Linked DNA regions of Homo sapiens: region 1 is linked to region 2. Evidence: chromatin contacts called from ENCODE Hi-C or POLR2A ChIA-PET data. All regions are on one chromosome and are shown on one strand. Each heading gives the region's core, a stretch centred on a gene start or an enhancer-like site at or near the end of the contact. The rest is flanking DNA. Distances are from core to core; before and after follow the strand shown.

Region 1 (7,110 bases), core at 1,181-3,680, 63 kb after region 2:
TCACCTGTCAATGGCAAGGAGGGCACTGCGCATGAAGGCATCCCACCCTAAAGGAAGAATCATGGAAAAGGGGCCAGCGTATAAAGTCCTAGGATCACGGTTAAACACCACACTTGTTCTTCAAGTTACTCACTTGGGTCTCTTCCAAGAGTATCTTTTCTTTTCTGTTCTAAAGCCTTTTAAAATAAAACTCCACTCCTACTCTAAAGTTTGCCTCGGTCTCTTTTTCTGCCTTATGCCCCTTTGTCAAATTATTTCTTCTGAGGAGGCAAGAATTGAGACTGCTAGAGACCTGTATGGATTCACTGCTGGTAACTTGGATACCTTCCACCAGTAACAATCATGATTGAATTATTTGAAATACCCATTGCTTAGAAGCTTGAGGGCGATAAGAAGAGCCATACAATTTCTTTGACCTAAAGAGGTGATTAAATCTTTCATGATTTATAATCAGAAAAACTACATTAAAAAAATTGAAATCCAATCTGCAGAATACAACAAATACACAAAATAGAAAGTGCTCACTTTAATTTATAGATATACTTAATGAGCTAATCACAGGGAAATCACTGCTTATGAGAATGAATAAACTTCTGAAAGAGTCTAACATTCAGAAAAATGTCAAGAATGTATTTTGCTGTGTTCATTTATAAAGTTATTACCTAAATTAAACTTCCTTTTCTGGTTTTACTTAAAATATTATTCTACAAAAGTTTCTCTTAGTATAATTTATTTTGCTTTTGTTTCTTCTAAATTAGGTAACTGTGCCATATCTGACATTTTATTTAATTTTGAAATAATGTTTTAAATATGCTTTTTTGAAAAGCATATTAAAATAATTATTTTTATTGTAGGCAATATGTATATCTTTAACTTGGATGCTTTTTTTTTTTTCTTCCATCCAACAAGATCCTCCTTTTGTCTAAAGCAGAACACAGACTGGTTTCTTCTCTGATAAGCTTCTTTCTAAGCTAATAGACTTAAAGATCTAGAAGGCACTAAACAACCAGGCATTTTAGAAACAAGGAGTGGGGGCCATGGAGACTGTGAGTGATGTGGCTTATTGGAGCAGACAAGATTCCCAAAGTAGCACTTTTATCATCATCCTCATCTCTGAGCTTCCTTAGGGCACATGTTTCTCAAACACGGATGTCTCCCTCAAAGCCCCAGATTTAGAAAGCCCTAAAGGTACTCTGACTGGCACTTTGGCATTGGCAGGAAAAGCCAAAGTCTTAAAGAAATAAATGACATTAAGGCAAACTCTACTTGCACAAATCTTACTGAGATTAAATTCATGAGGAGGTTGGTTAGGAGAAAAGTCCAATCCAAACAATTTTATTCTTACTCTTTCTTGTTTTCTTTTCCTTCCCATGGGGCCAGCTGTTGGAAAGGTACTGAAGTAGAAAAAATGATATTCATTGCCTTTACCCTCCTTCCCATGCTTTTTCACCTTCCAGGTGCCCCTACCCCTTCAGGTGCCCTCCTTCTCCTGCCAGAAGAACAAAACCTCTCTGAGGAATCCATTCCAAGGGAGTTTTCACAGAATGGAAGTTTTCTGAGGAGGACCCAACTTCATCTAAAAGAAGAAATAGTACAAGTTCTGATGCGGTTCCTGTGCCAGTGTGAATATATGAAACAAGAAGCCTATCCCAGCACATCTTCAACTATATTCCCTGGCACCTAATGACTGCCTACCACATGAACCATCCCTGCCTCTAGAAAGGTCCTTATTTCCCTTCCTTTCTTTCTACTCATATCTCATGTTCTCATTTCTTCCTAATTTGGTCTCCCTAGAAATAGACTTTTTTTGCTTTTGCACTCCATTTTCCTTTGGTACATTTCTCCAAGAGCAAGTTGTTTCTAGAACAACCTTTGGTCTGAGACCCAGGACTTTTTGAGAGCTAAAGGAGGGAAGAGAGTGATGAAGAAAGGGAAAATCGGGCTTTTCAGCAAATCATTCTTTACTATCGGGCTACTAGGCTGCAGAGTAGAAGGACATTCAGGCAAAGAGTTCACTCAGAAGTATTTTCTGAAAGTTGAATATACTCTCCTTAGTCACTTCATAATATCTTGTAAAAAGACGGTGGTGAAGCAAATGCTGTATCAGCTTTAGCCACTCTGGGTTTCACCATTTTCCAACAAGCTGCCATTCAGTTGTCCATTATCCATTTTTAGCAAAAGGGCAGTGAACTTATTTAATTGCAGAATAAAAAGTGCCTAATTTTATACAACCCTTTAATCTGACTCTTCAAGTAGGATACAGACCAGCCTCCAACATTTAATGTTTCCTGAATCAAATCTACTCTGGGGCTCACCCACCCTGAAAACAACCACCCAAGTACTAAACACCCTTCAAATGACATCTTGTCTAGCTGTCAGAACAGAAAAACTCAAAGCAGGCCTGATGGTGACAGACTGTAGCATCCCTGCCAGCGTCTGGAAACCTGGATGCCGTCAAGTGGCAGAGCTGCGAGGCTCAAAACCAGCTCAGGGGCGAAAAACGCTGTTGGAAACCACCCATCTCTGCCGATGCCTATCAAGCTGGCAAAAGAATCAAGCTGAGAATAATTTTTTTCTTTTTGGCTAGCATATTGAAATCTGTAAACCTCTTTCTGCAGAACAGAAGCTGTTGAGGTTTTATTTTTTTCTGACTTGAGCCAGAGCACATGGGAAGAGCTTGAAACCTAACTTTGCCAAGTATCAGGGTGGGGTGAGGAGAATTTATCTTCACAGTGATGTTATTAGAAAGAAACAAAATGGCCTGTAGGGTGACCAACTGTCCCAGTTTGCCCAGAACTGAGGAATTCCTAGGATGCCAGACTTTCAGTGCAAAACTGGGATAATTCTGGGCAAATCAGGATGGGTATTTATCCTAAGAGTGGATTGAAGTGGCCTAAATTACAGTGCTAAGGAGTTTAGGCCTCATACAAAAGGGTTTCCAGGCAAGCAAAATTTTAAGGGACCATCTTCACCCAGGATGAAAACCCCTGAAGCAGATTACCCATTCATTTATATACAAATTCTAGTGGCAGGAAATGTTGAATTGTTAAAAGTAGAAATAGAAATTCCAGCTGCCAAGTTGGCTTTCAGGCCAACTTGAATTGACCCTTGGGAATGTACCTACTCCTTGCTCCCAACTATATAGCTGCTCTCTCTGAGAGCTCTGCCCTGCCCCCATCCCCAATCTAATCTCTTCACACTGCCTATTTTGCAAGAGCAGCTCTCAGAAAGACCTGACAAGGGCTTTTCCCATCGGATGGCCAGTAAGCATCTTACCAGAAGTTAATAGCTAATAACCTGTTTACAGAACCAACAAAGTTCAGACGTAGAAAGCACCCGAAAGATCATCTAGCCCGAGTTTGTCAAAGCCTGGCATCAGGCTGACTGTGTACAAATCACCAGAGGATGGTTATCAGTCAGTCTAAGCTAGGTTAGGCTGCGCTAACAAGCTCCACACCTCAGCGACATGTAACAAGCCCTCAGGCTTCTTTTTCATTGCAGGTAGGCAGGGTGCTCTGCTTATGGTGGTCACTTGGAGATCCCAAAGTGGTTGCTTGCAAAGCCAGAGGGAAAAACAACCTGGGACAGTCTCAGTCTGGCAATTCCATGCTCCAGTCAGGAAGAGACACTTGCCCCTTCTACTTCCCACTCAGTGGCCAGAACTGTTCCCATGGCCCCACCTCACCACAAGGGGGCCACAAAATGCAACTCTACTTGGTTCCCAGAAGCTAGTGGGACAAAAAATAGTCGGTAAATGGCACCAACCAGTATCACAAAAAGACTAGAAAATGCAGGTTCTGTTTGGTTGGTTGGTTGGTTTTTTTGTTTGTTTTTTGTTTTCGTTTGTTTGTTTTGAGACGGAGTTTCTCTCTTGTTGCCCAGGCTGGAGTGCAATGGTGTGATCTTGGCTCACTGCAACCTCCACCTCCTGGGTTCAAGAGATTCTCCTACCTCAGCCTCCTGAGTAGCTGGGATTACAGGCATGCACCACCATGCCCAGCTAATTTTGTATTTTTAGTAGAGATGCGTTTCTCCATGTTGGTCAGGCTGGTCCCAAACTCCCGACCTCAGGTGATACACCCGCCTCAGCCTCCCAAAGCGCTGGGATTACAGGTGTGAGCCACTCACCCAGCCTGAAAATGCAGGTTCTGGATCTCACTTCTGGAGATTATGATTCAGTAGATCTGGATGGGACCTGGAAATGAATATAGCTTTTAAATTTCCCCAAGATTTTGGAATGGGCAGTGTGTTGGGGAACTTTACAGATGAATTGTGTGGCCCTATTGTACCTAGGGCCACACAGCTCTTCAGGTGAAGTAAAAATGAGGTTAGGTTTCTTGATTCTTGATCCAGTGTTCTTTCAACTTAGCTGCACTGTTCCTTCAAAAGAGTTTGCATTTCATCTTTTTCTTTGCAGCTAAAAGAGTAAATATAATGAAATGTTAAGCATCTGTGCAAGGCTAATGTGGCAGTTGAGTCTTGGGAACCTTTCACGTGTCAAATGACTGGATAGGTATTACCAGTTTTACCCAGGTCTCATCTTTTCCAGGGGCCACAGGATATGGAGGTGAGCAGAGAAGGAACTAGGTAGTAGTAGTGTGTTAGAACCACTTCCCTGTGTTTCCTGCCTGCTGAAACAGCTCCATTTTCCACAAGATCCTTTCCTCATTTTGTGTTTCTGGCCCAGCTTATAATTGCCTTCCAGCTTTCAAAATGTCCACTGATTTAGTTCAGTGAGAAGTTCTGTAAATTTCCCTGAAGAGCCTATTAAAGAAACTTGTGATAAGGCTCTTGCTGACTGTGTTCACTTGGAAGACACCCATGTTAGAACATCTGCTTGTGGGCAAGGAGACCCCAGCCTTGGTGAAGGAGTGAATGCTCTATTCTCTCTACACTGGAGGCTTCACTTCCTTTACCACATGGCCCTGGCTCACTTCCTAATCTCCTCATTATCACCAGAATCCCCTCAGTATCCTCTACTGGGACTCTTCTCTAAAACTGCTACACACTTTGGAGGATCTCATGCTGTTCCCTCAGCCAAAAATGTTCTTTCTCCTTTTGCAGAAATGTCCATCCTTTAACCGGCCAGTTCAGATATCACCACCTATCTGCAAAATTCCCTAATCCCAAGACTCAGCTTTAAATACTCCATACTCCTTCATCTGTGGTCTAATGGCTCTTTGGGCGCTTTTTTGGTTTGTTTTTTAGTGTTATTTTCAATTGAGAAATGCCAATTCTATATGTTTTTGGGACCCAATATGATGCTTTGATATACGCTTACAGTGTGGAATGATTAAATCAGGCGAATTAACAAATGCATCGCCTCACATCCTTATTTTTTTGTGGTGAAAACATTTAAAATCTACTCTTTTAGTAAATTTGAAATATTTAATGCACTATTATAGTGGCTCTTTGTTTATGGCTCTCTTCTGAAAGATTTTCCATCTCCTGTTATAGTGAGTTTAGTTGGAGGCTGATGTCTCCCTCAGCAGACTATACCCCTCAAAATCAGGGACCAGATCTATTTTGTGTATTTGTGCCTTTAGCATCTTATGTAATTCTTGAACCTATTTGATGTTTAATACGTTTCAGGGAGGAAGGAAGAAAAAGTAGGTTATTTTACCTTTCTCCCTAGTTTCTAATTTCCCTAAGGCTATATTTTATTCATCTTTGAAATTATACCTCATTCCCAACCTCACCAAATTTAGTAATGGCTTCACTAAACATGCTGGGCACACTCCTGCTGCAAATATTTGCACAGGCTGATCCCTCTACCTGGAAATCTACCTGATAAGTGCTCTAGAAATGTGTTCAATCTGGAGACTGAAATCTAATGCTAGTTTTTTGTGAAATAGTTGTGTTATTTTGGAGAGCTTAGGTTTTAAGTATTCTTAAATCTAAATTGAAAGGCTTCAAAATATCATTCAGGACTTCCGAAATAAATGCTCAGTACACCAAGGAATGCATATAGCTATCAAAAGTAAATATCAGTCATTGTATAGAACAAAACATGCACAAAATCAAGGTACACTGGAGGAGAACATGGTGAATATTTTTCTATAATACAAACCAACTAAGAAGACAAAGCTGCCACATGTTGTCACCCTGGTTTTCTGCTCTCTTCCTGGCAATGGAAGATAGAGGGGAAGGCGCTGGAGAAGGATCAGGTTTGTTTAGAGACCTCAGCTGATGGATGGGGAGGGGTCAGAGAGCAGAAAGCCAACTTGCTGCAATGTGACTGTTCAGTAGCCTCCATGTGCTTGTGGTGAGAAGCCCCATATCTAGAATTATGAGGTGTAGGAAAGGGAACTTGCAGAAAGAGGACTTAGAGCAGCCACATCCTTCTAGTTATTCAGGCTGAAACCTTAGCACTAGTCCTGACTCTTCCATTTCACACACTACATCCACCGCATGGTGAAGTAAATCTCGTCTACTCTACCTTTAGAGTATGTCTGGAAAAAAATTGTTGCTTACCACTTCTACTGCCACCACCTCTTCCTAGATCATTGAAACCACCTCCCAAGAGTCTCTGTGCCTCTAACCTAAGCCCCTATGCAGTGGCCAGAGTGATCTTATTAAAACACAAATCAGATCCCATCACTGCTTTGCTCAAAACCCGCTGGTGAAGTCCCATTTCCCTCCATGCAAAGGCCTACAAGGTCTGGCTCCTGCTATCTCCCTGACCTGCTCTACTCTTCTCCCCTTGTTCACTCTGTGGTTCCACAGGGGCCCCCTTGCTTTTTCTTAACATGCTGGGCACACTCCTGCTGCAGACATTTGCACAGGCTGTTCCCTGTACCTGGAAATCTTCCCCAGATTATCACATGGCTCACTCCCTCACCTCCTCCAGCTCATGTGTCACCTTCCCAAGAAAGCCTTCCCTGAGTACCCTTTAAAAAATACAATTCCCACACCAACACCCTCATCCACCTTCCTTTTCTATCTTTATGTATAGCACTTAACACCACCTAACATAGTACATGATTTCCTCATCTTATTTATCTGTTCTTCCCCAGTTAAAATGTAAGCTCCACAAGGGCAGAGATGTTTGTTGGATTTGTTTATTGCTATGTCCCCAGCACCTGGAACAGAGCTTGCAGACATAATAGG
Region 2 (6,782 bases), core at 980-3,479:
GAATATTATATATATTTACATTATTACATACCTATTCCATAATTTAATAAGAATAAAGTGTTTGCTTCCATTTCTTGGAGTTTGTCATTCTTATATTCAGCTTATTTTGTTCATGATGACTACCTCCCTGGCCCTTCGACACTTGCTACTCATTTGTTTTCTACCTACTTGTTTATAGAGTTTATATCTTTTACTAGAGAGTAAGCTGTCTGAGGGCTACACTTTTATTTCATTCGTCTTTGCATCTCCACAGCCCTAGAATAGAAGTGGGTTCTTAGTACATGGTCAGTAAGTGTTGGTTAAATTGAATTACATTGCCTTGTTGACTGTTATTAATCTTTAAAATTTTGGGATAATTTCCTACCAAACAAACATCTTTATTATGACTTATAGAAAAATGAATATTTCCTACCAAACAAACATCTTTATTATGACTTATAGAAAAATGAATAATGCTTATCAATAATCTTTAGTTCTTCTAGTCTCTAGATGATTGAAATGTTTCTCCCTATCCCTGGGTACCCACCCAGCTATGCCCCTTTGTGGAAAAAGGCCAAGGGAAAGTCTTTCTCCTTGGCTGAAATGCCTCCAGCAAGCAGATGGGTAAGTGGCCCAGTGTAGGTGGGGTCCACTTTCTACTCCTGAGGAGGAGTTGCCTCTCACAGACAGGACACATCCCCTCCTGCTGGAGAGGAACGGGGCAACAGCCTTCTAGACAGAAGAACTCTGTTTCTATGATTTTATTTTCCACTGTGCTCCACTCCAGAAGAACTAAGGTGACTTGTTAGTTAATATGATTCTCAAAAACCCTCTGTGACAGTTTTCTTAACCATTTTTCTCCCTCTAATGAGAACATGCTTTCCTGAGACCTAGAATGGCATACAATTATTTCACTGTGTAATCTCAAATTAGTGGGATGTTATTTACAAGATGATTTTACTAAACTGACAATTGTTATTTCTAACCTTTTAAAAGAAGGGAGAGTATAAAGATAACTCTTTGAACTATTTTGTGTCTTCTGATTAAACCCCTTTATGGACCAAGGAATATTTGCTTTGAAAACCTGTGTTAGGTTCCTTGGAGTAAATCTACCATAGCACAGAAAAATGATGGATGAAAGGTAAAAAGAAGAAAACTGCCCACCACACACATCTATCTTGGTTACCTCATTATCGTTTGGTGATTATCAGGGTAATTACTTCTTGCGTACTCATTCAAAAAACATGTTTACCATTTAAATGACTGCCTTGCTTGGAGTATAAAGGATATTTAGACATTTAGATGAGATCATTTTAATATCTTACATCACCATAGTGCAATTATCAAAACCAGGGAATTAACATGGGTACAGTACTAATACAATAGATCTTTTTGGAATTTCATTGTCTTTTTTTCTCTTCCAGGATCTTAAGCAGCATCCAACATTGCATTTAATTGTATGTTTTCTTAATCCACTCCAATATGTGACACTTCCTCAGTCTTTCCCTGTCTTTCATGATGTAGACACTTTTAAAAGTACTCATCAAGTATTCTGTAGAATGTCCCTTAATTTGGGTCTAAATCATCTTAAGGTTATAAAATTCTATAGTGCAGGTTGGTCTCCCTATGGTTTGAATATATTATTATAGCTATCAAGAAGAGAATATGTAAATGCAATTATAATATTAATATTTATTATGCCACAGTTAACATTTCCTCACTTTTTCATTCAACAAGTATTTATTGAGTCTACCGTGTGCCAGGTGTTGTACTTAGTTTATTGGGATGCAACAGTGAACAAAACTGGTAATTATTTCTCCCATCGTGAAACAGATATATGGGTAAAGAAAAAGGAATAACAAAAATAAGTTAAATATATAGTGTTTATAAATGTTAATTTTACAAATAAATAAAATGTAAAATAAAATACATAATGTTGACTGATGAATGTTAGAGAATCAATTTTATAAAGCAGGGATAGAGTATATGAAATGTCTAGGAATCAGTATTGAAATTTTAGATAGGGTGGCCAGATAAGATTCACTAAGAAAGGAGCTTTCAAGAAAAGACCTAAAGAAAGTGAAGGGGCTCACCAGGCGCTTATCTGGAGGGAGAGTGTTCCAGTTGCAGGGAGCAGTGAGGTAGGGGCTTGCTCAACATGAGCAAGGACAAGGAGGAAGCCAGTGTGGCCAGAGAAGAGAAGGTGAGGTTCATGGGGGCCAGATCATGTCATGTCAATCATAGGAAGGACCTAGGAAAGGCTAGTGAATAATTTTGAATACAGAAGTGACACAATCTGACTTTCTTTTAAAAGGAACACTCTGCTATTGTGCTAAGGATAGACTGCAGAGGCGAGGCTGAAACATGGGGGACCAGTTAGGAGGCTGTTCCCATAATCCAGGTGAGACATGACAGTGGTTTGGTCCAAGGTGGTGGTAGTGAGGATGGCGAGGAGTGGTTGAATTTTGGATAAATTTTGAAGGGGAAGCAATAGTATTTACTGGTGTAAAAGGATGTGTAGGGTGTGAGAGAAGGTGAAACCTCTAGGAGAACACCAAGGTCAGAGTATGGGGAGAATGGAGAGCCAATTCAACACATTTCAATATAGATTTAATGATTTTAAGTTTGGTAAACAGAGCACATGTGAACTGCAGCTTAATATAGTCAAGACTGACCAAATGTAGTCATAATTGAGAGACATTTCATCTATTTTGAGGTGTTAATCTGTTACGTCACTAAAGAATTTAAGATAAGAGGTTCAAACCCTAGGTCACATTGAAATTAAGCAATACACCAGGTAAAATTAACATGTTCAATGTCTCAGTTGTATAGTATAACCCCCAAAGAGGAGTGGAACTGGAGGTGGGAGCATCCCTCTAAATTGCGTATCCAGCAAGAAATAGGTGTAAGCCCAAAACTAGAGTTGATGTGGAGGAGGGAGCCCTAAGCTGTTGGCCACCACCTGAGATCCTTAAGCTCCAGGTCATTACCCTGGTGAGCATGTTCTCCTTTGAGCTATGGGCTGAGCCTTCCACTGAAAATCTAAACCTTCCCCATGCCTTTATGTCCAAATTCTACTTATTTTTCAGGACCCAGAACTCCAGCTTCAGAGTCCAGTGCTGCTAAGCCATAGTTTCTTAGCACTTCCCCTGGTGAGTTAAAGTATGTCTTGCTACATCATTAGAATTTTTTAGGTTCTCTTGCATTAACTCTGTGACTCTGAGAAACCTCCAATCTCTTGATTTCTTGTTTCCTTATGCACAAAATTAGGAACCTTGAGCTTCCTTCATCTCTATTATTTCATGATTCTATGGTTTCTTTGAAAGGAGAAGAAGTCATTCCATTTACTCTTCTCCTACCATTTTGAACTAACTGCTATTACCATATTGACCACACTATATTGTAACCGCATAGTTTATTTTTGGCTGTGACTTCCTCATTAGACTGCAACTATCCTGAGATCAGGGACTAAGTTTAAGTTTAATTTAAATTTTAAATTTTAGCCATTGCACTGGAGCCTGGCACAGGGTAAGTGAGTAATAATTGCTTGTTCAATCAGTAAGCATTCTCACCCTTACTAAGAAAGTGTCTCTAACCAGAGAGCATTTGTGGAACGTTGGTTGTTTTCCTCACTATCTTCAACAAGAGGTTTTTAACCACAACTGCGCATTTGAATATCCTGGGGGGATATAAATGGTATTGCTGACCTGATTCCTCACCACACCCCAGTGAAATCAGAATTTCTGGGAGTGGAATCCTGGCATCAGTATTTTTAAAAGATCCTCAGATAACTCTAATTGCAGTCAGGGTTGAGAACCACAGTTTATATTCTTCTCATACCGGTAGCATCTCATCCTTTTCCTTTGTGCTTTGTTTTGGTTTTTGTTTCAGAGACAGAGTCTCGCTCTGTCACCCAGGCCTGAGTGCAGTGGCACAATCTGGGCTCACTGCAACTTCCGCCTCCCAGGTTCAAGCAATTCTCCTGCTTTAGCCTCCTGAGTAGCTGGGATTACAGGCGCGTGCCACCGTGCCCGGCCAATTTTTGTATTTTTATTAGAGACAAGGTTTCACCATGTTGGCCATGTTGGTCTTGAACTACTGACCCTGTGATCCGCCCACCGCAGCCTCCCAAAGTGGTGGTATTACAGGCGTGAGCCACAGCATCCAGCCCATCCTTTTCTTTACACCCTGACTTGCCTTTCTTCTTCTTTTACTCAATTGCTGCCATCTCTATTTTCCAGAGGTTAAATGACATGCCCAAAGTTTAAATAACTAGTAAGTGGTGGAGTAAAAGCTGGGATTTAAATCCAGCAGACATGCTCCTGCACCCTGGCAATCACGGGATGGTGTAGAGAGGGCACTGTTATTTCAATAAGAGAGGGAAGCTACATAGTTACCTTAACCTTCTTTATTTCATGCAGAATCAAAACAAAACAAACAGAACCAAATTCTTAGAAATCTGGCCTGAGGGGAAGGCCCATGATGGCGCTGGGATGTAAAGACAGGTAATGGAGGTGAGGAATTGGCTTCTTGCCCTTGGCACTCTCTACCAATTGAAGGGCATGGAATGAAGATACCCTCTTGCTGGTGAGGCCTAGAATAAAAGGCTAAGTAAGTAAGGGGACATCAGGAGGCCTGGGCTGGAGTTCTGACTCCACCACTCACTAGCAAGATGGGATGGTAATGGTAATAATCATAACTAGTTCACAGGATTTTTGGGAGAATGCAGTGAAATTTCCTAAGTGCTTACCAGCCTCCATCATAGCTCAAGCATTAATTCTCCCAATCTCAGATCAATAGGTCTTACTCTTCAGGGTGCATTAGAATCCCCCAGGACCCCCACACAGATTCTTATTCTGCAGATATGAGCTGCAGCTGGGGCATCTGTATGTTTATCAAGCATCCCATGTGATTTGGAGGCAAAACAATGCTCTGAGCAACCCTACTGTGGCCACTAAGATAAACTACATGAAGACCTATGTCTGGGTGCTTGGACGTGTTCTTTTTCAAATGACGCACACAAAGCATTCTTCCTTGTTCTGGCTCGCATCTGTCAGTATTTTCCACAGAGCCTGGCCCTTATTTTTGGATCCAAGCTGCAGCCTGGTCTTTCATTTTTGGCTTCTAGCCTGTTGCTAATGAGCATCTGGCCAGAGTTGACAAATGTGATAGCAACTTAGCCTTTTCTTTTTTACTTTCATTACCTTTTCTTTCAAGTACCAGTAATGCCACCCAGGTCCTCAAGGGGGCTGAGGGGTGGGATGCTTTCACACCTGCCTTTTACAAAAGAGCTTGAAATAGCAATAAAAGTAGGTAAGGAAGTGGTAAAGGCCAGGAGAAATAAAGGTGGGCCTCCTCAGGCAGGTGAAGTGCAAGCAGCATCTCCATTTACAAGTAAAGAATAGTGTGTGTGTGTGTGTGTGTGTGTGTGTGTGTGTGTGTGTGTAAGGACTAAATATTACTTAGAACCCTCTCCACTATTTAAAGTTTCTGTGTCAGCACTTAATAAAATAGGAAACTATGGCCAAATGAGAAAGACATCCTCAGCCTCCACCATGTAGATCCATTGTGCTTTCCTAGCTCCTTCGGTGCTAGGTGCTTTACATACATCAGCTCTAATCCCTATCACAACTACAGGGTCTGAAAGATTCCATCTATTTTCCTCACCTGAGGAAATGATAAGAAAGTGACAGTGAGTGGTAAGAAGTGACTTGCCACAGCTGCTTAGTGGACACTCCACAGCCCCATGCTGATTCCTGGTGATGATGCTCCTTTACCTCCCCACAGCCCCTATGCTCTATTCCAGCCAAATGGTATGGCCCAGGTTTGCTCTAAATGCTTGTAACAACATCCTGCTTTACAATCTGCCCATGTTCTTCCCTCTGCTGAATGCCTTCCCCACTAACCTTCCTTCCTTATGATAAGCTTCGTGTTCCCATTGTTTAGCGGAACAACACACACTGGGGCCTGTTGAGGGGGCGGCGGTGAGAGGGAGAGTATCAGGATAAATAGCTAATGCATGTGGTGCTTAATACCTAAGTGATGAGTTGATAGATGCAGCAAACCACCATGGCTCACGTTTACCTATGTAACAAACCTGCACATCTTGCACATGTATCCCGGAACTAAAAATGAAATTTTTTAAAAAAGCTTTGCACCTATCTCTGCCCCCAAACTGGCTGTCTAGATGAAGAACTCCATATGTTTGCCTTCACTCTCCTCGGCCACCTCCCTGCTCTCAAATTCTCTCAGTCCCACCTGAGATCAGGATTTATCTCAGGTTTTTTGTCATCTGAGGAGCAGTGTCTCCAACCTCATGCACAGAGCCATCCTTGACTTTTAGCCCTCAAACCCTTTTAAGAATTCTGGATCAGGGCAGAGAGCTGGGCAACAATGAGATGTGATTGCTGTTGAAGGGATCCTAGGGCAGGCTGTCTGCAGCTGGGAGGGCAGAGGCAGAGGGTAGCCCAGTCTTTCATTAGGAAAGGCTGGGATGGGGATGGCTGGCTGAGCCTCCCAGAAAAACCTGTGGGGAGTTGGAGGCTGACCTTCTAATGCCTGTGCATAGCTTGAGGTTTTGAGGGTTAAACATCTGGGATTGATTAAAGTTCCTCATGATGCTTATAGAGATGTACAGGTATTTGATATTTTCTTTCTTTCTTAGATTTAAGGTTTATGTATTTCAGTGCCAAGGAATACTGTTAGCTCCATTTTGTTTTAAGATTTGTTTCAGGGCAAATCTGTCTGGAACCATTTTGTTCTGTTTCTCCATTAATCTGATTGGTACAGTTTAAAGACAAGGG

Evidence for each region. Hi-C counts contacts between places; a loop is a spot of excess contacts on that map. ChIA-PET counts read pairs that join two places held with the same protein, here RNA polymerase II (POLR2A). Pooled maps may share reads with other maps.
Region 1: a map of mammary epithelial cell shows a loop between it and region 2 (2.2-fold over the local background). The contact joins the enhancer-like site here to the promoter of KCNAB1-AS1 in region 2. A Hi-C loop is called at or near these places in 2 of 168 maps with a recorded cell type or tissue (MCF 10A and mammary epithelial cell) and 4 of 50 pooled maps. POLR2A ChIA-PET finds 5 or more read pairs at or near these places in 3 of 52 experiments (OCI-LY7, activated CD8-positive, alpha-beta memory T cell and activated T-cell).

What each region holds. Positions count from the first base shown.
Region 1 is chr3:156,379,227-156,386,336 of GRCh38, reverse strand. All of the region lies in intron 1 of KCNAB1 (potassium voltage-gated channel subfamily A regulatory beta subunit 1), which reads right to left. Among named protein-coding and RNA genes, the nearest start is that of KCNAB1-AS1, 64 kb to the left of the region's middle. Within about 2 kb of position 2,430, at least 2 of the 41 ENCODE cell types and tissues checked have a DNase peak (open chromatin) inside an H3K27ac peak, as active enhancers do.
Region 2 is chr3:156,442,383-156,449,164 of GRCh38, reverse strand. KCNAB1-AS1 (KCNAB1 antisense RNA 1) reads left to right here and starts at 2,229. Exons shown (of 3, transcript NR_046618.2): 1 at 2,229-2,380; 2 at 3,069-3,131. The region is part of intron 2 of KCNAB1 (potassium voltage-gated channel subfamily A regulatory beta subunit 1); the gene reads right to left. LOC124906298 (a long non-coding RNA gene) reads left to right here. Exons shown (of 5, transcript XR_007096140.1): 5 at 1-70.